Regions from separate parts of the Mus musculus genome. Here regions 1, 3, 4 and 5 are each linked to region 2. Evidence: chromatin loops called from intact Hi-C (ENCODE). Cell type or tissue: left cerebral cortex. All regions are shown on one strand. Region 1 overlaps Ryr1 (ryanodine receptor 1, skeletal muscle). Region 2 holds the start of n-TKctt24 (a tRNA gene). Region 3 overlaps Lgals7 (lectin, galactose binding, soluble 7). Region 4 overlaps Eif3k (eukaryotic translation initiation factor 3, subunit K). Region 5 holds the start of Actn4 (actinin alpha 4).

Region 1 (5,000 bases), 240 kb after region 2:
AGGGAGGGGAGAGGAAGGGAGGGGAGAAGGGAGGGGAGGGGAAGGGGGGAGGGGAGGAGAGGAGAGGAGAAGAGGAGAGGAGAGGAGAGGAGAGGAGAGGAGAGGAGAGGAGAGGAGAGGAGAGGAGAGGAGAGGAGAGGAGAGGAGAGGGAGGGAAAGAGGGGGGAGGGAGGGAGAGATGCAAGAAATGTTTCTCAGCTAAAATACAGTTTTGTTTTGTAGCATATAGCATGTAGTCCAGGCTGGTCTCAAACTCTACGTAGATTAGAATGGTTCTGATTTCTTAAGTCTCCCCTCTCAGCATTCTGTGCACTGAGATGACAGTTGTGTGCCATTGTACCCGTCGTTGTCATCATCATCATCGTCGCCATCATCATCTTATGTGTATGGTGCTTGCTTTTACATATGTTTGTAGGCTACATATGTGCAGTGCTCTCAGAGGCCAGAAGAGGGCACTGGATCTTGGAACTGAAGTTACAGGCTGCCGTGTGGGTGCTGCGAGCTGAACCCAGATCCTCTGGGAAAGCAGCCAGTGCTCTTAATTGTTGAGCCATCTCTCCAGCTCTAGCTTTTTTTTGAATATATGAGTGCTATATCTCCCTGTATGCCTCCATGCCACAAAAGGCATCAGATCTCCTTACAGATGGTTGTGAGACACCATGTGGATACTGGGAATTGAACTCAGGACCTTTGGAAGAGCAGTCAATGCTCTTAACCACTGAGCCATCTCACTCTCCAGCCTGCTCCAGCTCTAGTTTTTGTTTCTTTGAGAGAGAGTTTTTTCATTAGGGCAAGCTGACCTGGACTCACCATGTAAGTCGGGCTATTATTATTATTATTATTATTATTATTATTTTAAATCAAAGGCTTTGTTTTAAGTTGCTAAATTTGGTGGCTATTTGTTATGCAGCAAAACTGATATATTTAATCACTACCCATGTACTATATTGGTTTATTTAATAAATATTTTGTTTTGTTTTTCGAGATAGGGTTTCTCTGTGTAGCCCTGGCTGTCCTGGAACTCACTCTGTAGACCAGGCTGGCCTTGAATTTAGAAACCTGCCTGCCTCTGCCTACCAGGTTCTGGGATCAAAGGCGTGCGCCACCACTGCCGGCTTATTTAATAAATCTTAAGTTCACAGATAAAAGTCTTCAGGCAACTCATCTTATTACAACGTCTGTGTGGAATCAATAAATTAGCATTCATATAGTCAGAAGATGTCTGTTGACTCTTGCATGGCAACCTCTTCATCACCGTTGTCCCTAGCATAATGTCAGATGGGGCTCAGTGGTAGCCCCATTCTTGGGTTTGCCTGCACCCCACCCCGGTCCCTACCCCGCCTCCAGTGCTCACCTTCCAGGAGGGACAGCAGCATCACCACCATGTCCTTCTGTAGGTCCAGCAGCTCCTTCAGCAGCTCTATCTGGCTGGAGTCCTGTAGGGCATACAGAGATGTGAGAGGCTGCCCCCTGCAGCATGCCTTCCATTGGTTTCCGGCTCCCTCACCTATCCAGTGGGGCCTAAGTCCTCTTCCTCCTTTCTCTTACCTCTGAGGGAACCCGCGTCCAAACATGTTCCTCGGAAAGCAGAGGAAGGGCAGAGAGACAAGATTGTGGGGTGGGGTTGGCACCCAGGGGCAAATGTGTGTGGGGTATGAGGCTGGCAGATCAGGAAGCCGTGAGTCTTGGAGAGCAGACATTCAGGACGGAGCAAGACAGACAGACAGACAGACAGGGACAGATACTGTGGACAGAGACTCAAATCTTAGGAGGATAACATTCCAGCCTGGTGCCTGGTCTATGGGGCGGTTGGCCATGCCAGAGCTAACTGTGATGGGTGGGTGGGACCGTGAGGAGGTGCAAGAGGAAAGGCTGCAGGTGAGGTGGACAGCTGTGCAAGTTCTGGTATGCCATTTGGGGGAGCCTAAGAACATAGTACATGCCTGACCGCAGTGTCCAATGTGGGAGCTCACAGAAACCTCTGTCAAAGTCCCCCGTGGTGGCATCTGTACTATACTGAGTCACATGCACATGCCATTCATGACTTACACATGAGCTGTGCTACCTGGTTGCACTGTGAGCCGCTCATTCTGACCCTAATGCAACCCATGGTTTCAAAGTTTGGTATTCTGACCCAAGGCCTCAACAAACTAGGAAGCAAGTATCTCTAGGTTAAGTGGGCCTGGGCTCTGTGCCTTCCCACGAGCCTGTCTTAGATGTCACAGTTGAGGGGGTGAGTTATAATTCTTTCAGAGCTCATGGGGCTAACTCATGGCTCTAGGAATGAATACATCAGTGGGTCTGGCCAACCTTTCTTCCCTAGGGCTGAGACCACTGGCAAGCACATGACCCAAGATAGCAGTTAGAGAATCTTGGATCTTTTATTTAAAACTTTTAGGAAAGACCTGTTTCACACAGCCTGGAGCTGCTAGTGTGGTGAAGAGAAGCCTAGCACCATTTTTTCTCAGGCCCTAACTAAATGATTCTAGGCAGGTGTTCTACGACTGAGTCACACTTCCAGCTCCTTGTATTGAATATCCCTTATCACGTGTGTCTGGAGTACGGCTGATGAATTATCATAATACTTGAAAGTGTGTTTCCACCAATATTTAAAGTTTACAGCAACATCACACGGCCAACTGTACTGAGAAACTGAAAAATTTCAGTTCAATTCCTTTCATAGTCAGATGGCACTCTGGACAAATTAGGAGGTCTCTGCTTTCTTAAGACACTGCTTTGTGGGAAATTATATGGAATACTTGTCTGCCACCTGCCGGACAGTTATTGTACTGCACCAATATATTTGCAATGGTTAGGTTGTGTCTAGCGCCACGTGGTTGCCCGCGGAGCACAAACTCGCATAACTGTACATGGAAGCTTTGACTAAGGCGACCAAGCAGAAGCACAAAATGGATGAGGTGTGCGCGAGGCATTCACGAAGCTGTAGAGGAGCAAGGCAAGTATTCTGGGAGCAGGATCCTTACATCATGGGTACTTGGCACGGGAGTCTTCTGCCGCAGGCAGGGTAAAAGAAGGAACGCTTCAGCCCCAGGTCCTAACCTAGCAACATAGTCCCATCCTATTCCCCAGAGCTGGAAGAATCTGGGATGACCTCATTAGAAGGAAAATGGTATGAACCTGTCCTAGAAGAGTTCTGGACGGGAGGGATGGGCTCCAAAGTCAAACCGGTGGAAGTATAGGTGGGAAATGAGCAGTTTAGTGGGAAAGAGGAAAAAGCATGCAGACGACCAATTCAGAAGGGGTTTGGGCCATAGGGAGCGAACCTGTCTGGAGCATGCGCAGAGCACTAGGGGACCGACCAGTGGGACAGGGGCCGATCAGGGGATTCTAGGGGATGGCTGGAGGGAAAGAGCTGTTCTCAGACGAACTCAAACCTGAGCCAGCTTCATCATCATGTGCGCGAACACGTGCAGGAAGCCCACCACGGCATCCCAGAGGCGACTGTGCGCCAGACTCTGCTGGTTTCCGGTGCAGGGTCCCTGGGGAACAAAGGGTGGCCTGAAGCCTCAGCAGGAGCGCTGGATGCCGGCAGCTCCGCCTCCGCAGGTCCCCGAGTGCGGACCCTACCTGGATGTACTCGGTGAGGCTGTTGAACACTTGTTTAGCTACCGACATGGCTTTGGAGAAGTTTCTCTTTCCCTGTTCCTCGATGACATCCTTGCCCGAGTAATACCAGTAGAAGTCACTGATGGATTCCTGTGGGTCCGGGAGGGCATGAAGGATGCTGGAGCCATGCGAGGTCCCTCGGGCCCCTGGCTCAGGTCCCATGGGGCTGGGCCACCCTTCCTCACCTGCAGCCGCAGGAGGTAGTCCACTGTGCAGATAATGATATTGATGGTGGTCGTGTTCCCAGTCTGTGTCCGTAGGTAGTTTTGGAAATCTGAGGAAATGAAACATGTATTCATTCAGTGAGCGCCTGTGTCTGGGGAGACAATGGTGTCTGCTCATTTAGGGTTAGGATCAGGGTTCATATTTCATGCCTACTGTGTGCCGGAAGTCATGAAATTACCTTTGGAAGTATGAAGTATGTGTGCCACACAGGGATGGAGGGTCACTTAGATATTTGACATTTATCTAAAGACACTGCGGAGGTTCTCCGTGCAGCAAATGCAGTGGGGATTCAGCCCCCCACTTCTCTTTCCTATTCTCTCTCTCTCTCTCTCTCTCTCTCTCTCTCTCTCTCTCTCTCTCCTCTCTCTCTTTCTTTGTAAATTTTAAAAGATTACTTTATGGGCCTGGAGAGATGACTCAGTGGTTAAGAGCATTGGCTGCTCCTGCACAGGTCCTGGGTTCAATTTCCAGCACCCATATAGTGGCTCACAACCATCTGTAACTCCAGTCCCCGGTGATCTGACGCCCTCTTCTGGTCTCCTCGAGAACTGCATGCACACAGGGCCCATACATACTCGATACCCATACACACGAAAAAAAATTTTTTTTTCATTTATTTAGGTATGGGTATGATAGTCCCTGTCATTAATTTCAGCACTAGGAAGACAGTCAGGTAGATCTTTGTGAGTCTGAAGCTAGCCTAGTGTATTGGGCAAGTTCCAGGCCATTCAAGGCTACAGTGAATCCTGTAAATTTTTTCATTTGTTTATTCCTGAGGTGAAGCAGGGGAGGGCTAATACATGCTGGATGCTAATAAGGCTAGAAGTCAGCTCTCTCCATCCACCAAGTGCGTCCTGAGAAGGAGTTCAGGTCACGAGACCTGGCATCAAGTCCTTTATCCACTGAGCTGTTTAACCAGCTTCTCTTTCTGTTTCTCTGAGACAGTCTGGAGAGTGCCTCAGGCTAGCCTTAAACCCTCTTACCTCAGACTCTCACCTACCAGAATTACAACTGTGCTACCCTCACACCCAGCTTCAATTGTTTTTATTTATATTAAATAATTAATTAGTTTAGTGTTTTTTTTCAAGACAGGGTTTTTCTGTATAGCCTTGAGTGTCCTGGAATTAGCGCTATAGACCAAACTGGCT
Region 2 (5,000 bases):
CCTTAGGAACCTTAGTCGGTGCTCTTAACCTCTTAAGACCTTAGTCAGTGCTCTTAACTGCTGAGCCATCTCACCAGCCCCCCCCCCCCTTTTTTTTTAAAGGATGGCTTCCCTACTGAGCCCACTTCATTTTTACTTGGTTTATTTTTATTCCCTTTGAGGAAAGAAATTCTTGTGTTGACTGAGGTTTTTGCTCTTCCCTTATTCAAACACAAAAGAACCATCTTTCCGCCTGAACAGGGACTTGAACCCTGGACCCTCAGATTAAAAGTCTGATGCTCTACCGACTGAGCTATCCAGGCTCTTCAGTCAGTGCTCTTAACCACAAGAGGGTGCTCTCCAGCCCCAAAGAGGTGATCTTATCCCCTCCTACCACAACTGCCTTCTCCCCCTCCTCTTCCTCCTCCTCTTCTTTAGGGCTTTTCTTTCTTTCCTTCTCTCTTTCTCTCTCTCTTTCTCTTTCTTTCTTTCTTTCTTTCTTTCTTTCTTTCTTTCTTTCTTTCTTACTTTCTTTTTCTCTCTCTTTCTTTCTTTCTTTCTTTCTTTCTTTCTTTCTTTCTTTCTTTCTTTCTTTCTTTCTTTTTCTTTCTTTTTGTTTTTTGAGACACGGTTTCTCTGTATAGCCCTGGCTGTCCTGGAACTCACTTTGTAGACCAGGCTGGCCTCGAACTCAGAAATCTGCCTGCTTCTGCCTCCCGAGTGCTGGGATTAAAGGCGTGTGCCACCACGCCCAGCCTTTATGGCTTTTCAAGACAGGGTTTTTCTGTGTAGCCCTGGCTATCCTGAAACTCATTCTGTAGACCAGGCTGGCCTATGAGAAACAGTGAGACAGTGTTTCAACAAAACAACAACAACAAAAACTGAAAACATTTTTGATGAGTTAACTTATTTGGTGTCAGAACATCGAGAGAGAAAATGACGTCAACTCCCAGTGGTGGAAACAACCTGTCTCTGAGGGAGGAGTATGGGGATGGGGAGTAGGAGTGTGGGGAGGCTGGGCCACAGGGTAGGGTGAGGTGTGCAGTGGCCACCCTGTAACTCCCCTTTCTCTTCCCCTCACCAGGTGTGTCCCTGGAATCCTCCAACCTCTGCATGCCCGACTGTCCCCATCTCCTGGCCTTTCTGTCAGCCAGCAGGTACAGGTCATCTGGCAGAGGGACATGGGACCTTCTGCCTGAGATACCCATCCATACCAAGGCTTCCCTCTCTCTTAACTCAGGGACGTTTTGCCAAGGACCCTGCTCTTGCCCACGCCTACTGTGGGGGCTGGAGATAATCACTCAGGTGAGGTCCACTGCTCCAGGAAGGAGAGCCCAACCTGCCTCTTTGTGGTCCAGAGAGACTGGATCTAAAGGACCAGATAACTAACTGGGTTTGAAAGAAGCTGGGAGTGGGGCAAGAATGAAAAGAAGCTGCGGTGGTGGCCCACGCCTTTAGTCCCAGCACCCAGGAGGCAGAGGCAGGTGGATTTCTGTGAGTTCGAGGACAGCCTAGTCTACAGAGTGAGCTCCAAGACAGAGAAACCCTGTCTTGAGAAACCATAAAGAAGAGGAGGGAAAGGAGGAAGGGGGGGGGGGAGTGGAGGAGGAGGAGGAGGGGGAAGAGGAGGAAGAAGAGGAGGAAGAGGAGGAGGAGGGAGGAGGAGGAAGATGAGGAGGAGGAGAAGGAGGAGGAGGAGAAGGAGGAGGAGGAGGAGAAGGAGGTATCTGCAGGGTCAGCTGTGATTGGAGGGGATAAGATCGATCCTGGGATCTAACAGGAGGGCCTGGGAGCTGGGGGTGGGGGAGGGGTGGGAGTGGGACTGCATTCTTGGTCTTAAGTGAGGAAGGATGATGGGAATGAAGTCTCCTGGTGCCCCCTATATACCTGGGACACCTTGTCTCTTCCGCTGACCCTCAGATCCCCATCGGCTTGGCTGCATCCAGGTGGACACCTCAGGGAGGGTGCTGTCTGTAGTGAACCAGCTCTACCTGGAGACACATGGAGGCTGGGGAACAGAGACTCCACAGCAAACAGAGCCAGAGACTGGACAGAAATACAGTCTAGGTTGGCTGGGCGGGGCCCGGGGACCTTGAGAGATGAGGGAATGGATGAACGGCACTGTAATAAGCCAACCTGCGTCTCCCATCCAGCCCCCAGGAAGCCCACCCCACACCGGGTCTCCTGGGTGGAAGACCCTTTGAGACCGGAAGCTCACCATACTGGACAGGAAGTGCATCATCCTGGAGCAGACGCTCACTCCCTTGGGTCGGAAGTGCACTTTTCCTGTCCTGCTCTAGAAGAGGAGGAAGTGAACAACGACTGCTACAAAGATGAAGACGAGGAAGGTTGCGAGGATATGCTCACTGCCCACATCCGTGCTCTGGCCAGGACCCGGAGCAGCTATGTAGCCAGGCAGTACCGATGCCTTCGGGCACGCCTCATCTCAGATTCTGGAAATCCCTACAGCCCAGGGGACCCGGCCACAGAGCTGCTTCAGGATGTGCGCCAGCTCCTCACTGACCTCCAGAATTACCTGGCAAAAGACCCCGACGTCAGAGCTGTCTTTGGGAACAGGGGACCTAGCATCCTTCGGGAAGAAGATCTTGGTAATGGGAATTGGAGGGAAACTCCCCCAAAGGTTTGAGGGTGCCATGCGTTGGTCCTGTATGTGTTCACATGTAATCTCTGAGTCCCCAAGGGCAAGCACACTTGTTCATGTATATAGCTATTACTTCATGGCTCCACCTAACACGTGCATTGCTTGCTAGACCTCCTCTGCCCCATCCTTGGGAGTGTTCATACATTCCCCACAGGCCCCAAATCCTGCCTACACTTTGTAGATAGCCTGGAGCAGGAGACAGAGTGACTAGGGATCAGGGTGGCATGGTCCTCACACGCCACACGCTTTGCAGGCCCCGCTGTGGAGGTGGCCCTGTGTCGAGCGGTTCTAGAGCCCCTGAAGCCCGCCCTGTGGACCAAACTCCGAACTCTCAGAGCCCAGGAACTACGACGACTGCGCAGGCGCCAAATAGCCTTGAGGGTAGGAGCGGGGCCTGAGGGACAGAGCCCGGCCTTGCGGAACCGGAACCGTATCCACGCACGCCTTGCTCACTTGCATGCGGCGTGCGCCCCGCGCCGCAAGGTGGCGCTGTTGCTGGCGGTGTGCAGCGACGTCTACGCGGGCCTAGGCGGTGGCGAGAATAAAGGTAAAAGACCTCTGGACTTAGAGTGATTTAATGGTGGGTACCCACGTCCAGGGAAAGGGTAGCCCCCTTTGGTAGCAGGCGCCCACTCAGGCCTGGGGACCTGAAGGGAAGATGTTTGTGTGCACCCCTGCCAAACTAATGACCCGTCCTCTGGCTTCCTTAGAGCCCCTGGGGGCTGACGCCTTTTTACCTGCCCTGACCGAGGAGCTGATCTGGAGTCCACATATTGGGGAAACACAGCTGGATGTGGAGTTTCTTATGGAGCTCTTGGATCCAGGGGAGTTGCGAGGAGAAGGTGAGCTCCCTCTTCTGAGATGCCCAGACACTGAGAAGAAGGCAGGTGCCTTTGATGAGCCCCAGCTTCATGTGCCTCAAAAAGAGTGGGCACTCGCCGGGCGTGGTGGCGCACGCCTTTAATCCCAGCACTCGGGAGGCAGAGGCAGGCGGATTTCTGAGTTCGAGGCCAGCCTGGTCTACAAAGTGAGCTCCAGGACAGCCAGGGCTATACAGAGAAACCCTGTCTCGAAAAACCAAAAAAAAAAAAAAAAAAAAAAAGAGTGGGCACTCAGAGAAGCCCAGTAGGGCTATGATGACCTCATTTTCTCTCCCCCAGCTGGGTATTATCTGACCACGTGGTTTGGGGCTCTCTACCACATTGCTCACTACCAGCCAGACACTGGCCGTGCACCCCAGGGGCTCAGCTCCGAGGCCCGGGCCTCCCTGCGCCAGTGGCATCGAAGACGGACACTGCACCAGCAAGCCCAGCCCACAGCCCAGGTAACCACCTATGCTATGCAGATGCAGGTGGAAGGGGCGGTGGTCTCTGATGCCCCTTTGACACAGCCTCCCATTTCTCCCCACAGGCCAACCAGCCTTTTGAGGAGCCATGGGCAATAGGGGACCCATGAAAACTGGAGTTCTCAAACCCCAGTCACTTCCGAACCTTTTGACCCACTCCTCTGCTAAGCAAGATTCTGGAGGCATCTGGGTCAGCATGGAGGGCAGGGCAGGAAAGGAGACGTGCCTCCTGCAATGTCTTACTTCCTCCTCCTCAATTCACCTCCTTCGGGTCTGTCCAGATGTTACCTCAACGAGGCGCTCCCCAGCAAACAAAACCCACACCCAGACAGTACTACAACTACAACCCTCTCGCCTGAATCTCTTTGGGGCAGGTAGAATAAAGGCACCGTCCCCAAAGGTGTCTTCATCCTGATCCTATCTGTGACTGTGACACTTAACTTGGTCAAGTGATCGTTACAAAAATGACAGCATGTCTGGACCTGAGATGGGAGCTTATTCTGGATTCTTCTGCAGCTCATGTAGTTAGGAGGGTGGCAGAGGTACAGGGACCATCATGAGCTTACGCCTCCAGCTATACAGCAGAATGAGGTGGAAAAAGTACTTGAGGCCAAGACCATGAGGACACTGTGGCACTGAAACATAGTAGGTGTTTAGGAACACCTATGTGCCTTGAAAACATATCACTGCCCTAATCTCTGTGACCGTATTTGGCAAAAGTGTTTGTGCAGCTATTATTATTATTTTTGTTGTTTTGGTTTTTCAAGACAGGGCTCCTCGGTGTAGCCCTGGCTGTCCTGGAACTTGCTGTGTAGACCTGGCTGGCCTCGAACTCAGACATCAGGGATTAAAGGTGTGTGCCCCCACCACCCAGCTCGTTCAGCCATCATTGAAGATGATAAAATGAGGGACAGTGCCCCGGGGACTGTGTCTGTGACTCCAGGAGCACCCACGCCATGCGGGAGACAAGGAGAACGAACGGATGGGAACAAGAGAGACGGGAGATGCTGGGCT
Region 3 (5,000 bases), 71 kb after region 2:
GGTCCCTGGAGTTCCTAGCTGGGGCTGACCAGTCTGTTTCTTTGTCTCCCTGGTTCTCATTCTTGCCCCACCCAATTCTTACAGGCTACCCAGCACAAGACCTCCCTGCCTCAGGGCGTCCGCGTGGGCACTGTCATGAGAATTCGAGGCATGGTCCCTGACCAGGCTGGCAGGTGATATCCCAGGTTCCAGGGGAAAGGGTGGGTGGGGCATCTCCTGGCTCAGTTGAACCCTGGTTCTTAGAGCCCACATATGGTGTCCCTGGAACCTTGTTTGCCATGTGGAGTCTTGGAGTCCCTATTGCTAGCTTAATTTGGATATTTTCACTGATGTTCCCCAAGACTTGTGGGTGGGTGTGCCCAAGTCTCCCTAAAAATGTAGGCTTCTAGAACAATAATAAGAATCCCTGGTTAGTCCTACGATCTCCATGTCCAGTTTTCCAGGACAATGAAAATCTCTCTTGGATCTTGAAGCTACCCTGGATGCCCAGGGTACCCGGTCATCAAGTCCATGACCTACTAAAATTGAGACCTTGGGCTTTGTGGGAATATTGATAACCTGGAATAGTGGGGTCCCTTGCTATTAACTCTGCTTATCTGGAGTGCGATTCCCTGAACCCCACTCAGGCACAGCAGGCCATCCCACAACCTAGGACAGCTCCAGGCTCTGGAAATGAGGGGGATCCTGGCTACAAACACAGGGACTCCCTATGGGTGTGGGTGTGCCGGTGGAACCACATAACTTGCACATGGTGGTTGCTGATCTTTGAGGCTTACTGTCCCCGAAGGTTCCATGTAAACCTGCTATGCGGTGAGGAGCAAGGAGCAGATGCCGCCTTGCACTTTAACCCGAGGCTGGACACTTCCGAGGTTGTCTTCAACACCAAAGAACAAGGCAAATGGGGCCGTGAGGAGCGAGGCACCGGCATCCCCTTCGAGCGTGGGCAGCCCTTTGAAGTGCTCCTCATCGCCACAGAGGAAGGCTTCAAGGTGGGTCTTTGAAGGAGAACACTCCAGACCCAGGTCTAGAGCCAAATGCTGGGGACTGAGCTGTCGAGGATGGCGGGAAAGCCCTTGGGGTACTGGAACCCCAGGCCCAGACCTGACACGGGCCTCCAGAGACCCTCTCCAGGTCTGCTTCTAAGAGCGACAAAACAGAGATCAAGAGCCAAGTGCTCAGGGACTGGGTGTCCTAGCAGTACATTGTGTCCCATTACAATGGACAACAGACCCATTTTCCTTCTGGGGAGAGGGAGGCTTGGGTGTAGTTAGCCTCTTCCGGGGCCACAGACCGGGACCCGCATCCAGTCTTAACTTGGTCTCTCACCCTGCAGGCTGTGGTCGGGGATGACGAATATCTCCACTTCCACCACCGGATGCCGCCCGCGCGCGTGCGCTTGGTGGAGGTGGGCGGAGACGTGCAGCTGCATTCAGTGAAGATCTTCTAAGCAAGGACCCAAGGGCGTGGCGGGTAGGGGTGGGGGTGTAGGATCGCAGAGGAGGGTTTTGGATGGCGAATAAAGTGTAGCTGTAGTTCTGACTGTGCCTGTGTCCTTTATGTGTGACTGAAGAAATTGAGACTCAGAGAAAAACATAGTAACCCAGGGGCAAAGTGAGCCTGTGTCTGAGACGCTGTTCAGGACTTGCTGCGCAGGGGCCCAGTAGGGTTTCCTTTGGGGAGCGATCAGGTATGGGGTGGGAGTGGGGGTAAAAAGTCAGGCTGTGTAACCCAGGTCGGTTAAATTGTGGCCACTCCCTTGTCTCAGCCTCCCAAGTACTGGCAGAAATTACAGGGAGTACGATCACACCAGTTACTTTATAAGTGTGTGTGTGAGAGGCAGGCGGATTTCTGAGTTCGAGGCCAGCCTGGTCTACAAAGTGAGTTCCAGGACAGCCAGGGCTATACGGGGAAACCCTGTCTCGAAAAAAAAAACAATCCCCCCCCCCAAAAAAATGTGTGTGTGTGTGCGCGCGCACGTCTCTCTCTGTCTGTCAGTCTGTCTGTCTGTCCGTCTCTGGTAGGTGTACATAAATGAAAAGGGTGGTGTTACAAGGAGTTGTGAGGTGTCCGACGTGGGTACTGAGAACTGAACTCAGGTCTAACGCAAAAAGCATCAAGTGCCTTTTGCACAGCAAGCCGTTGTGTTCCGGCGGCTTGCTAACATTTGGGGGTACTGTTATACTACACTATGTCATCTTTATAAAGGCCACCAAAATACCTCCTTTTGAAAAAGGGGAAATGCTGGGCCTGGTGGCTCACGCCCGTTAGTTACCTCAGCACTTGGTAGGCTGAAGCAGAACAATTGCCCGGAGTTCCAGGCCAGCCTGGGATACAGAATTGTCTCAATAAGTAGTTAGATAAATTAGTTAATTAAATGACAAGGGGGGGTTCCATTTTATCTCTCTCATCTGGACATCCCAAACTTACGACTTCCTGGGCTTCCTGGAGGTGCCAGGGCAGGCAGGGATGGGCATCTCCCACAGGATGGAGCCTCTCCCAGCCTGGAAACAGGTCGCCACTCGCACACCCCCAGGGCAGACGCAATGTCTCCAGCAGATGTTACTCTGAGCTGGGCGGGGCGTAGCGAGCAGGTCCCCATCGCAGTCATGCACCCCTTGGACACAGGTCGTGCGGTCCTGAATTGACGATCCCGACCAACTTCCCTGGCCCTGCCATAAATAAGCGATTTCCGTGGCCGGGCACAGCCACGGTTTATTTTCAGGCTCCGACAGGGAAGCACCAGATGCGGGGCCCCGGAGCCAACACCGCTCTCGCTGGAGACCAGGAAGCCCTCCCTGTGGCCTCCACTTTAGGCAGCAGGTTGGAGCTCCACGTTGGCCTTCTTTCTAGAACTTTCTTCCAGAGACACGCCCAAGAGGGACAGGCCACAGATCTGTGCCCAGGCCTAGAGCACAAACGACAGTTCCCCCTGGTGGCCACTGTCCATCTTATCACCTGGATCAACGCGGGCGCAGGAAACTCCCTAGAATCTCTGAGGCCTCAGTGGGACCCTGGAGGCCAGATCCTCAGGGTCCTGTTCTTCTTCTACCCAAGGTTTTCTGCCCTTGGGGCCTTCCGCTGGAGACCCTTCACCTTGCCCGCACCCTGAATACCCAAAAGCCGCGCTATGGACGGGCGCCCCCTAGTGGTAGAAAAGAATTCTGGCAACACCGAAGCAATGTTCCGAGTTAATTCTTTTTTTTTTTTTTTTTTTTTTTTTTTAAGATTTATTATATCTGCCAGGCAGTGGTGGCGCACGCCTTTAATCCCAGCACTTGGGAGGCAGAGTCAGGTGGATTTCTGAGCTCGAGGCCAGCCTGGTCTACAAAGTGAGTTCCAGGACAGCCAGAGCTATACAGAGAAACCCTGTCTCGAAAAAACCAAAAAAAAAAAAAAAAAAAAAAAAAAAAAAAAAAAAAAAAAAAAAAAAAAAAGATTATATCTAAGTACATTGTAGCTATGTTTAGACACACCAGAAGAGGGCGTCAAATCTCATTACGGATGGTTGTGAGCCACCATGTCGTTGCTGGGATTTGAACTCAGGATCTTCAAAAAGAGCAGTCAGTGCACTTAACTGCTGAGCCATCTCTCCAGCCCTCTTTTTCTTTTTAAAGTAAATTTAATTTATTTTGTTTGTTATTGTGTATGGTGTGTTTTTGTGGCACACGCCTTTAATCTCAGCACCTGAGAGGCTGATGCAGGCAGACGCCAGCCTGGTCTACAGAGTGAGTGAGTTCCAGGATGGCCGGTGCTTTCTCAGAAAAGAAAAAAAAATTCCTTTACCACTTTTCAGCTTATTAATGAATAAGTCTCAGATAGTCTTCCAGCTCCTTGTTCTTTCCTGCTGGGAGGGTGGCTAGTCAGCTTGCTCTGAGGAGCCTATGATCATCTGCCTTCTATAGGAGCCCTGCCAAACGCACCCGGCTTTTATGTAGGTTCCAGAAGACGGTATTTTGATCATCTTCATCACGCAGGCACCTTAAATACTAACCATCTTCCATGTCCCTTAATGAGTGAATTATTAAATGAGTGAATTATTACTTATTTATTGTTTTGGAGGCAGGACTCACTGTAGCGTCTGTCTGGCCCAGAATATATATTCTGAACTCAGATCTCTGAGTTCAAAGCCAGCCTCGTCTACAGATCGAGTTTCAGGATAGCCAGGGCTACTCAGAGAAACCTTGCCTCGATAGGCAGAAATAAATCAAAATAGAAAACTAAATGAGTAATCAAATCAAACAAAAAACGATGTCCCTTTGAGAAATATTCAAAATAGAATGCTAACTAAGCAGCGGTCTTGGCACAGTGGGGAATGGGGTCTGTGCACCTTGCTGCAGTAGATAGCAGTAAACCACTGATGTTTCTAAACACTCTCAGGAGCTGGAGAGATGGCTCAGTGCCTGAGAGTACATACCTGCTCTTGCAGAAGACCTACGTTCATTTTTCAGTACCCATGTCAATAATATGAGCTCAAAACATCGGCCCCAGGGATCCATCTCCTTTTTCTGGCCTCTGGCACATGAATGTATATGCAAACATCTACACACATGCATGTGTTAAAAAACAAAAATGGGCAGGGCATGGTGGTCCATGCTTTCAATCCCAGCAATTGGGAGGCAGAGGTAGGTGGATCCTTGTGAGTTCTAGGCTATGTAATGGGATGCTATTAAAAAGAAAAAAAGGAGGGGGCTGGAGAGATGACTCAGCGGTTAAGAGCACCGACTGCTCTTCTGAAGGTCCTGAGTTCAAATCTCAGCAGCCACATGGTGGCTCACAACCATCCATAATGAGATCTGATGCCCTCTTGTGGAGTGTCTGAAGACAGCTACAGTGTACTTACATATAATAAATAAATAAATCTTTTAAAAAAAAGAAAGAAAGAAAAAAGGAAATAGAAAAAAGGGGGAAATTTTCAAAACACACGCTGTGCTCCAAGTTTTCACAGAGGGGGTCTTCCCTCTGCAGACTTTGAGATGTATTCACATTAGCTAACTTCCCCC
Region 4 (5,000 bases), 180 kb after region 2:
GCGGTTACATGTGTGTTGTGATGCTCAGAACCGAACCACACTGAATATAGCTTTAGCACCAATTAAATCAGGGTTCCCTGCTGGCCTCCGAGCTCAGCAGCGTGGTTAAAGAGGCTGGCCAGCTAACCTCGGGGAAGCTCCTGTCTCAGACTCCCCAGTGGAAGGGGTTACAAGTGTGTCACCACATCTTTTTATTAGAGCAGCAGAAAGCTTATGGACTGACCCCCTCAAACCACCCCCCCCTCTTTTTTTTCGAGACATGGTTTCTCTGTATAGCCCTGGCTGTCCTGGAACTCACTTTGTAGACCAGAAATCCGCTTGCTTCTGCCTCCTGAGTGCTGGGATTAAAGGCATGCGCCACCAGGCCCGCTCAGCCCCCCCTTTTAAAGACAGAGCCTGGTGCTGAGGGTGGCTTCTGATCCCCGATCTTCCTACCTGCACCTCCCAAGTGCAGGCTGTCACCCCTGCCAGCCGAGGAAGCACTAAGCTCTCCTTCCCAGAAGCAGGTGACTTGTCAAAGACAAGAACATGCTCTGCTCTCCTCTCTGAGGAGCCCAGGGCCCCAGGGCGGCACCTCCCAAGGCCATTCACTGGCCTCAGCCTACCCCATCCTGCACTGACTCACAGGTCAGAAAAGGAGGGGCAGGGAAAGGCAGCAGGGTGGGACAAAGGAGGAAGTGGCATGGGGGACGCCCGAGAAGAGGGAAGGGCCCCAGCTTGGGCCACAAGTTGGCTCTCTGAGGGTACAGGCAAGAGACAATAGGGCGGAGTGAACAAATCTTTATTAACGCACACTGGCTTACTGGGAGGAGGCCATGATGCTGGACACACCTGTTGAGGAGGAAGAAACAGGGTGAATTTGTGAAGAGAGGAAGAGCCACCTCCCAGGGAGCCGCTGTCCTTCAGGGCCAGGTCACAGTCACCACAAAGGTAGTCTGGTGCTGTCCTGTTTAGTGGTCTTGGATATGGTGATAGCATAGCCATCTATTGTACAGGATTAGAGTTAAAAGAAGAGCTTGACCAGTCTGGCACTAAGTACTGCATGTGTTTAGCCCTGGCCTAGGTCCATGTGAGGGACACTGGCCGGGCCGGCAGCTCTCCACTGCAGATAGAACTGTGTGGACTTCTGAGACCCAAGCATGGTGGACACTTTCTGTAGAGGTCAGAGCACCCAGTGGGAAGTGACACAGCTCACTGATGCTCAGCTTGGCCACTGACCAGCTGGTGGCCCTCAACAGAGCCAAAGTTGGGAGAAGGGGGAGGAGCCCTAGCAGGAGGCGTGTCCCTGTCCTTCCCCACTTCAGGTCACTTCCTCTGAGAGAAGGATGAAGCAGGGCACCTAGCTAAATGCCTGTGTCACTTTAGGTAGGCTAGGCTGGCCTTGAGCCTCCAGAGTGCTGAGATCAAAGACACCACACCTACTTTTTCCTCTTTTGGGATAAGACTGTTTATTCAAAATGTGACAGGAACGGCTGTCACTGCCTTTCACTCTGCGCCTGGCTCTCTCTACACGAGGAGGCAGGCACTGTGCCAGTTCTAATAGTTTCCAAGTTAGAACAAGAGCAACTACCTTATGGTGGGACCAAATGACTCATCGAGAGCCACAGCCCTGAGTGGACAAGTCTTTAATTCCAGCACTCGGGAGGGAGAGGTAGGTAGAGTTTGAGGCCAGTCTGGTCTAGAGGAATGCCAGGGCGGGGGGTGGGAGGGAGGGGGGGAGAGAGAGAGAGAACATGGACGGCTCACATCCAGCAGGGGAGACTACTCAGCATCCCTCACAGTCTCTCCCTGGGCCAGCAACCTGGAATCTGGCAGACAGTTCCCAGTCCAGGAATACAGGCTCTGCCTCGTGCTTTGCACACCCAGCACTGCTCTCCCACCAGGACACTGTCTTCCCTACAGTCTGCGGCCCCAGGCCACTTACTGTCAAAGTCAATCTTCTCCACGATGTTCTTGGGCTTAATGCTCTCTTCCTGGCTGCAGATGAAGACCTGCCCTGACTCGTCAGCGCTCCAGCCGTACTTGCTCATCCACACCTTCAGCTGGTTGTCTGCAGGTGACATGGGCGGAGGTGTTGGTGGCCTGAACCCTAACACTAGGGGCTTTGGAGGCAGAGGAATCGGGGCTGAGCAGGCCAAGCCCCCTTTGCTAACTGCTCTAGGCCAACTCCTGCCTGGACAGCAGCAGGACTCGGAAGAAGAGATCCTCTAGGGCAAAGCCAGCAATCTGGGGCTCAGTCTCCACTTGGCCACCAGGGGGCGCACTAGCCTCTTTCTCCTAGTCACATAGGGGTTTTTCTGTAGGTTTTTGGTTTTGGCTTTGGTTTTTTTTTTTTTTTGAGACAGGATTTCATGCAGCCCTGGCTGGCTTGGACTCATCATGACGTAAACTCCTAATACTCCCGACTCTCTTCCAAGTACCAGGACTATAGAATTTGTGCCTCCAGGCACAGGTTCCCTTAGTTTCTTAACAATACTATTTATTTATTTTAAAAATAAAAACAAGACAAAACATTTATTTAGGGCTGGGGAGATCAGCGAATAAGAGCACTGACTGCTCTTCCAGAGGTTCTGAGTTCAATTCCCAGCAACCACGTGGTGGCTCACAACCATGAGATCTGATGCCCTCTTCTGGTGTATCTGAGGAGAGCAATGGTGTACTCATTTGTGTGCGCAAATGTGAATGTACGCAGGTGCTCCCAGGGTGAGAAACTGCATGGAATTTCTTGGTGCCTGTGACCGCCCACAATGGGTGCTGGACCCCGCAAACCTTCTTCCGCATCAAGCAGGAGATAGATGCTCACAGCTGCCGAACCTCTCTCCGGCCCAGCGCCACTTTTTGCAAACTCAAGTGCTGAGGGTTTTGGTTTGGAGGGACCTTTTAAGAACCTCATTGTAATCAAGGCTGGGCCTTCTCAGAGCCGTCCCATGTCCTGTCACCAGAGGACAGACCACGGAAGTTCTCCAGAGATGTGTATGCTTCCAGGGCACGCAGGCACAGCACACATGACAGGCAGGCCCCTGCTGCAGGAGGGCCACACTGGCCTCCTCTAGAGGCCGAATGCCATCCCTCCAAAGCAGCCCTGCTACCCTTGGCAACACCAACTACAAGGTGCTGATGCTTCCACTTCGCTCCATCCATGAAAAGGGCCTGAGCTCTCCTATTCACTGCCAAGGTCAGCATCAGGACCACTGTCTGACATGTGCATCTGTTAACTGGTTGGTGCAGAGGCTCATGCTATAGCCCAGGCTGGCCTGGAATTCCAGACAATCTTCTTGCTCCAGCTTCCTATAACTGGAATTCCAGGAGGACAGCACTACACCTGGTCAGGGTGTTTTCGAGGCAGTGTCTCACTACATAGCCCTGGTTGGCCTTGAACTCATGGAGATACAGAAGGCAACATCCTATACCAAACCCTCACCCACACTCTGGGGCAGGTAACAACCTCGGAAAGGTGCGGTGGGTTCCCCTGAGCTGCCTGAGGCCCCATGCCCCAACCACCTTTTCCTCTCAGACTGACAGAAACAGCACCAGGCCTCACCAGTCAGGTCTCCGAGCATCTCGGCCAGCAGCCAGCGGTCGATGTGCTGGTACGTGATGCCCACCACGTGGCAGATAACTGTGAGAATCAAAACAAAGACAGTCAAGAGGCCGCTGGCACGTAATCCAGGAACGGAGCTGTGTGAGAATTCTGAGGGCTCTTCTGTGTCCCCCGCAGGTGTAGTAAACAGCAAGGGCTTGCTCCAGATTACACACAGCTGCTTCTGTTATTAAAAAACCACTTCCAAGCGCAGCTTTATCCTCGGGGCTGTATATGGCTTGAACTTTGGGAACTGTGCTCGTATGACCATGCTTAACTTTCAGAATATAAACTTATGCTCTAAATAAAATTGGCTATTGCACAAGGCCCAGTCTGCCTCATTTTTAATCCCCCTTCTCCCAAGTCCCTGCTACACTGCCTTAAGCCCTCGGGAACCCAGGCTCCCAGGACTCACATTTTCGGACAGAGTCTTCAAAGCCAGTTATGCCTTCCAGAAGGTCCATGTTCTCATCCAGGGCTTGCTGTGGAAGAAAGGATGCCCCAGTATTAACACTAGCACCATCACTCAGCATTAACCAGTCAGTGCTGACGTTGTGGAGGCTGAGACAGGAGGGATCAAAAGTTCTGAGTCAGCAGGTGTGAGCAATCCGGGTACAGGAGATCGTGCCTCTGCCTGCCTGCCTGCCTGCCCACCTGCCCGCCCCTGTCTCTGGTTTAAGACAAGGTTTCTCTGTGTAGCCCTAGCAGTCCTGGAACTGGCCCTGAAAAACCAGGTTGGCCTTGAACTAAAAAAATCCACCTGCCTCTGCCTGGCTGGGAAGTCCAACAACCAAATCATAGAAGGTAAATGTGTACACACACACCCAGGCAGGTCATCTGTACACTTTCCATTGCCTCCATCTCCTTCAGCCACAAGGGTCTCCTCACTAGACCTGCCTACCTCAGGCCCTTTGTGCGGCTTTGTGCCTGGAAGTTTCCTCTTTGCAGCTCATCCTTCACCCCTCCAGGTTTTTACTCTCAGCAAAACTCCCTTAAACAAGAGCGGGAGAGCTGGGCAATGGTGGCGTACGCCTTTAATCCCAGCACTTGGGAGGCAGAGGCAGGCAGATTTCTGAGTTCGAGGCCAGCCTGGTCTACAGAGTGAGTTCCAGGACAGCCAAGGCTACACTGAGAAACCCTGTCTCAAAAAAACAAAAACAAAAAAAAAAAAACAAAAAACAAAACAACAACAACAAAAAAAACAACCCAAAACCAAACAAACAAACACAAGAACAAGAGTTGGAGAAAGAAGGGCTTCACTTTGGTGGAAGCCATTAAGTTGGGAGAAAACCTATGAGAGCAACTATCCTGGAAGCCCTTGGCCTTGTCTGCACGGGAAACTGGACACCTGAAGGCCAAGGTTACTGTGGGTCTAACAGGAGATGGTGTGTGCTGAAAGCTGAGCAGAGGGTACCACAGA
Region 5 (5,000 bases), 160 kb after region 2:
ACCCCCAACACATACCCGGGACTGCCTAGGATTAGGTGAGGTGGTAGATACTACTCCAGGGCCACAGCCAGATCACAGCTCTCAAGTGTGAGGAAACCTTATCCTCCCAGCAACTTTTCACTTCTTTTTCTTGCTTTTTGAAATAAAGGTCTCCCCATATTTGCTCATGCTGGCAGGCCCTGAACTTGAGATTTGTCTGACTCAAGATCTTGAGTCCTGGTCTTCCAGGAGAACACCACACATTTTCCAGGAGGGTGGGAGGAACAGGATACTGGCAGCTGAGGTGTTTCCTCCTCTCTTCTCCCAAGAGAGCACACACACAGTATATACTCACCCAACTCACATACTTATCTTGTTTCCAGAGGACAACCCAGTTTGGCTACTTTTTTTTTTTTTTTTTTTTTGTAAGTATGTTATTTAATTTTGAAAGCTGCTAAGGAGCTGTTAGTCTTAGCCAGCTCCTTAGAGGGGAGCAATTAGAGTAATGGAGCAAAATACCAGATGGCTACTTTGGGGCCTTCATCATCAGTCCAAAAGAAAAATGGGGGTGGAGGAGGGGAAGAAAAAAAGGAGAAAAGAAAAATGGGGGTGGGGGGAGGAATGGCTTACAGAAAATCAAAACACTATCAGAGCTTTCAAATAATTAACTCACATTTAATACTGCCTGAGCCAAAGGTCAGGGTCTAAACTCAGGTCTGCAAACAATGGCGTGCTAATGAACACTCAAGCTCAGAACAAGGCATTTCCTCTTGCTGTGAGATCTTTGGGGACAACTCTCACCCTTCCACAAGAGATGTTACAGAAGTCACTTTAGGAAAGTACTCTTCAGTCACACTATCCTAAGGGTTAGGTCTGATTGGTTAGCACTTGGATGGGACAAACTAGGGAAGAGAACTAGGACTCAATTGCTCAAGAATTTTTTATAGGCCTGTAGTTCCATGTAGTACTCGGGGAGGCTGAGGCACATGGATCACCTGAGCCCAGGACTCTGGAAAACCTGAACATAAACCCAGACTAAAACGACACAATAATAATTTTTGAAAACTAGCTCAGTCCCCTGTCCTCCCACAAATGTTCAAGGCTGCCCTGTGAAACACCTGCTGCATAACTTCCTTATGGATAATGTCTTGGGTATAGGGGTGCCTAGAATTCAGAGTGAAGGGCTTTCAGGTAAGAGACAGACTCTTGACTTGAGCCAGCCCCTGCTTCAGCTGTTCTGGCCACAGAATTTGAATGTGTGAACAGGTACATACGAGACTATCACTGTCCCTGTGGTGGGAGTTATCTATATGCCTTGGAGAGGCAAGAAAGGCCTGTCATTCACATTTACAGAAGTTGTTCTGGTACGTGGGATAAGGCCCAGTCATAAAACAAAACAGAAAAGTCCTAGCGATCCTGTTGGGGGTTTGGCTGAGAGCTCTTGTATGAGAGATAAAAAGCACTGGCTGGTATATTCCTTTCATAACTCCTAACCCCACGGCACCAGAGAGCTTAGTTATGCAGGACAGGGTGGAGAGGTGAAGCAATTCTTTTCTCCTAAAGAACAGCTAAGTGTAAATATTTGCTGGAGTAGGTTATAAAGCAAGCATACTAGAGCAGGGCCTTTTCAGAGCCGCTGAAGCAACGTTAGAGAACACTGTGAGCCATCCTGTTCTCAACCTTTCCTGGCTGGGAAGGAAGGGAACCAGGAAGGAGCAGGGGAAAGTGACACAGGCAGCCATGGGGATTCTGGTGAGTCCTGGTTCTGCCTAGGGTCTGAATGCACACCAACCTCACCACCCTAAAGAGAGGGGCTAAAAAAAAAGGAGGCACCAGAGGTTGGTATTTGTGAAAGGAGGATGACCCCTACTCCAGTTATCTAAGGAAAGGGGGGGGGGGGGGCACTGCACAGTTCCCTAAACATTAGAAAAGAAAGATCCAAGACATTCTCAAAGCGGACGCTGTGACCCGTTTCCTTCCAACTTTCCAAGTCTTTTGGCAACTTTCAACCTTTTCCTCTCAAGGCCTCAGGCAATAAATAATTGTTGAGATCCAGACTAGATCTCCCCTGCCTTTCAAAATGCACTCATTCCCCAGCTACCACTCCTCAGCTATTTTACACACTGCAGACTTCCACCCCCCTAGTGACTGCAGACAGCATACAAGCTGACAGTCCGACTGGGCCACAGTTACACCAGGTCCCACCTCAGGCTTTCCAGGCACTGCAGCTTCTCCCACCATTGACCCTCCAGACTGGGTGACTGGACCCAGCCATATAGCAACTTCCCTGCCCCCCCCCGGGGGGGGGCATCTGGTAAATGTCATCAAACCGGCTCTCTCCCACACCCTCAGGGCCCCGCTCCCAACTCCCAAAGTCCCAACTCCACGCACATCCCGTCTGCAGAGTCACCAAAAGCACATTCCTGATCGCCCTGAGAGCAAGGGTCTTGTCCTGAAGTCACAGTGCCCATCAGTAAGTTACAAAAAAGTCTCAACCTCTAGAAAGCATGAAGTAGCTTCTAACTTCAATTTTAATTTCCCACTCTCCTCACACTCTTGCGAACCATCCCCCACATTCTCACCCACTCAACACACCCTTCTTTAGCTCTTTCTGCATACACTCACACCCTCTCTCCCATCACTCCTAGCTTCCCTCTCAACCACCCAACACATCTCCACTCCTGGCCTCCTACTCTGACCTCCACTCCATACTGTGGCTTCCCTTTAGCATCGCCCCCACACTCCTAAATACCATCAGGAAATACTATTTTAATACCCCTTCACCTACCCTCCCCATCAAAAGACACTACTCTCCCAGAACACTCATTTCTTCCTCACTCAATGAACCCCCAAGTCTTTTAATCAGGCATTCCTAATCAGACTTCCATTTTCCCAAACTAACCCCCTCCCATTATCCTCCATCCCTGCTCCTACTGTCTTCCACTATTCTCACTGTTGAACTATTTCCCCGTGAACCTGGAACCTTAACTGTTTCACTACCTCTCCCTTCTTCAAAGCACCCACACTCTTTTGGGTCTCCCCATCAATTCTAATTACGCCCCTATCCTTTTCTTTTTACAGCAAGGCGCCCTCAATAAATCTCACCCTCCTCACACAAACATCTTTTTTGTTCCTAGGCCCCTAACTTCTGTCCTGAACACCTACCTTCTCAGACCCCTAGTCCCATCAGACCATCTTAACACCTACTCACCACACACCCTAGCCCATGCAGGCCCCCCTCCCTGTCTCAGGATTCCACAATCCTCTCCTTAGTGCCCCCTTTTTACCTTTCCTGATTCTTCATCTCTTCTAGAACCACCCCCCAACACACACACACACACACACACACACACACTAAGGCTTCCTGCAATTCCAATCTCTTCTTCAGACTCTCTGCACTCCAGACTATCTCCTCCATACTAGGATTCCCAAACCAAATACTATCCAGGCTCACCAATTCCCTTCCTGGACCCCATTGCTTGCCTGGGCCCCATCAATGCTTCCTCTGATCCAACAATCTCGCCTTAAAACCTAGTTCCATTGCAACCTCCCGAATCATCATCTCGTTTGTCCCAGTTCCCCGTGTCTCCTACCTGGCCGCCACTTCCCCCCTCCCCCTCCAGATTCCCAATTGCTTCCTTAAGCTCTGTAATCCCTCTCCGGGACTGCAAACCCGTTCCCGAACCCGCCAATTGTCTCCCAGGACCCTCCTCCAGGCCTCCCCGCCACGCGCAGGACGCCACCCAGCCCGGGTCACGGGCCGCGCACCTTGCGCTGCTGCTTCTCCCAGGCCGGGTCCAACAGCAGGTCCCGGTCCCAGTCATCCTCCTGGGCCATGTAGTCGCCCATGCTTCCGCCGCCACCCGCGCCATTGCCGCCGCCGCTGTTCGGGCCGTACTGGTACGCCTGGTTCGCTGCGTGGTAGTCCACCATTCCGCCGCCTTTCGCTAGCCCGCCAGCCGGTCCGCTACCGCCTCAGCTCCCGCCCCTGTGCCGGAGGCTCCGACTCGGCCGCCGCTTCAGCTGCTTTCAGCCCGCCCAAGACTGACGCCTGCGCAGTTCACTTGCCGCGCCTGCGCACTGCGCTGCCGCCGCCGCCCTCCCGCGCGCGCGCACCTGAGGAGGCCCCGGGCTCTCGGCGCCGGCGCAGAACGCACCTCCGGCTGCCCGCCCAGCGTGGGAGCCCAGGCGCTTCTAGCGGGAACGCGCGCGTCACCCCGTGTGGGCGGGGCCCAAGTCATGAATGATTCATAAGGCGGGGCTCCTCATCCGGCTTTAACCTGTTTCGGGGTGGAATGTGTTCCCATTCAGCCATTCAGACATAATCAAGATTTATTTGGCTGCCTGCTATGTGTGAGACCGTGTTTTCTGCCTTGGCATTAAAGAAGTCAGGAAAAGTCCCCACCCTTTCGAAACTATATACTATAAACCTTGCACGATGGAACGTGGGATCTCTGTTCTCAGGCCGCAGAGACTGAACGACAGATAACATGTTGGAGCTTGGGTTACACAGGAAGACCAGTCTTAAATTAAATAAATAATCGAGCTTAAAACTGGGCATGGTGGGCCGGACAGTGTTGGCGCACGCCTTTCATCCCAGCACTTAGAGGCAGAAGCAGGTGGATTTCTGAGTTCGAGGCCAGCCTGGTCTACAGAGTGAGTTCCAAGACAGCCAGGGCTCCACAGAGAAACCCTGTCTCGAAACAAACAAGCAAACAAATAACTGGGCATGGTGACACATACCTTAGATCCCAACTGGAGGTGTGGACAGGAGGGTTCAAGGCCAGACTTACTTAGTACACAGCGAGTTTGAATCTAGTGTGGGCTACATGAGGACCCTGTCTTAAAAAAAGAAAAGAAAAGAAACTCTAGAATGGGCTGGATTTGTAAAGTCTTCTGGGAAAAGGGAAAAGGTAGATATTTAAAGAAACTCTTTCAAAGATACGTCGAGTTAGATTGGACTGGGATAGCTAGTTAGCAGGGAAGGCAAGGGGTCCTTTTGGACTTGTCTATCTTCATTC

Evidence for each region. Peaks named below come from ENCODE experiments on the same cell type or tissue, not always from the same donor. Only the 100,000 strongest peaks of a DNase experiment are listed, where the experiment ranks them.
Region 1: it touches region 2 in a loop (3-fold over the local background); 19 of 42 quality-filtered maps call a loop at or near these places.
Region 3: it touches region 2 in a loop (5-fold over the local background); 35 of 42 quality-filtered maps call a loop at or near these places.
Region 4: a loop joins it to region 2, with 3 times the contacts of the local background. A loop is called at or near these places in 11 of 42 quality-filtered maps.
Region 5: it touches region 2 in a loop (2.4-fold over the local background); 11 of 42 quality-filtered maps call a loop at or near these places.

What each region holds. Positions count from the first base shown.
Region 1 is chr7:29,036,993-29,041,992 of GRCm38, forward strand. Ryr1 (ryanodine receptor 1, skeletal muscle) reads right to left here. Exons shown (of 106, transcript NM_009109.2): 85 at 3,813-3,901; 86 at 3,589-3,717; 87 at 3,396-3,500; 88 at 1,355-1,436. Among named protein-coding and RNA genes, the nearest start is that of Gm38979, 9.9 kb to the left of the region's middle. In left cerebral cortex, CTCF peaks have their summits at 455 (motif pointing right), 2,781 (motif pointing left) and 4,401 (motif pointing left); a DNase peak (open chromatin) is centred at 2,789; H3K4me3 peaks cover 538 bases.
Region 2 is chr7:28,793,759-28,798,758 of GRCm38, forward strand. It overlaps Rinl (Ras and Rab interactor-like), which reads left to right. Exons shown (of 12, transcript NM_177158.5): 5 at 1,064-1,136; 6 at 1,220-1,284; 7 at 1,900-2,046; 8 at 2,133-2,588; 9 at 2,895-3,188; 10 at 3,352-3,483; 11 at 3,802-3,965; 12 at 4,052-5,000. The coding sequence ends at 4,096. n-TKctt24 (a tRNA gene) reads right to left here and starts at 302; the gene lies at 230-302. In left cerebral cortex, CTCF peaks have their summits at 318 (motif pointing right) and 3,116 (motif pointing right); DNase peaks (open chromatin) are centred at 318 and 3,088; H3K4me3 peaks cover 789 bases; H3K27ac peaks cover 495 bases.
Region 3 is chr7:28,864,747-28,869,746 of GRCm38, forward strand. Lgals7 (lectin, galactose binding, soluble 7) reads left to right here. Exons shown (of 4, transcript NM_008496.4): 2 at 85-173; 3 at 788-989; 4 at 1,334-1,538. The coding sequence ends at 1,447. Among named protein-coding and RNA genes, the nearest start is that of Lgals7, 2.9 kb to the left of the region's middle. In left cerebral cortex, CTCF peaks have their summits at 1,355, 2,995, 3,198 and 4,810 (motif pointing left); DNase peaks (open chromatin) are centred at 311, 1,414, 2,956 and 3,090; H3K4me3 peaks cover 537 bases; H3K27ac peaks cover 1,586 bases.
Region 4 is chr7:28,970,608-28,975,607 of GRCm38, forward strand. Eif3k (eukaryotic translation initiation factor 3, subunit K) reads right to left here. Exons shown (of 8, transcript NM_028659.3): 5 at 3,996-4,062; 6 at 3,542-3,619; 7 at 1,925-2,050; 8 at 765-831. The coding sequence ends at 800. Among named protein-coding and RNA genes, the nearest start is that of Eif3k, 8.8 kb to the right of the region's middle. In left cerebral cortex, CTCF peaks have their summits at 2,249 (motif pointing right), 2,456 and 2,655 (motif pointing left); DNase peaks (open chromatin) are centred at 1,542, 2,244 and 2,703.
Region 5 is chr7:28,958,272-28,963,271 of GRCm38, forward strand. Actn4 (actinin alpha 4) reads right to left here and starts at 4,061. Exons shown (of 21, transcript NM_021895.3): 1 at 3,748-4,061. The coding sequence starts at 3,912. In left cerebral cortex, no CTCF peak of the experiment used is centred here; DNase peaks (open chromatin) are centred at 227, 2,575 and 4,120; H3K4me3 peaks cover 3,586 bases; H3K27ac peaks cover 2,265 bases.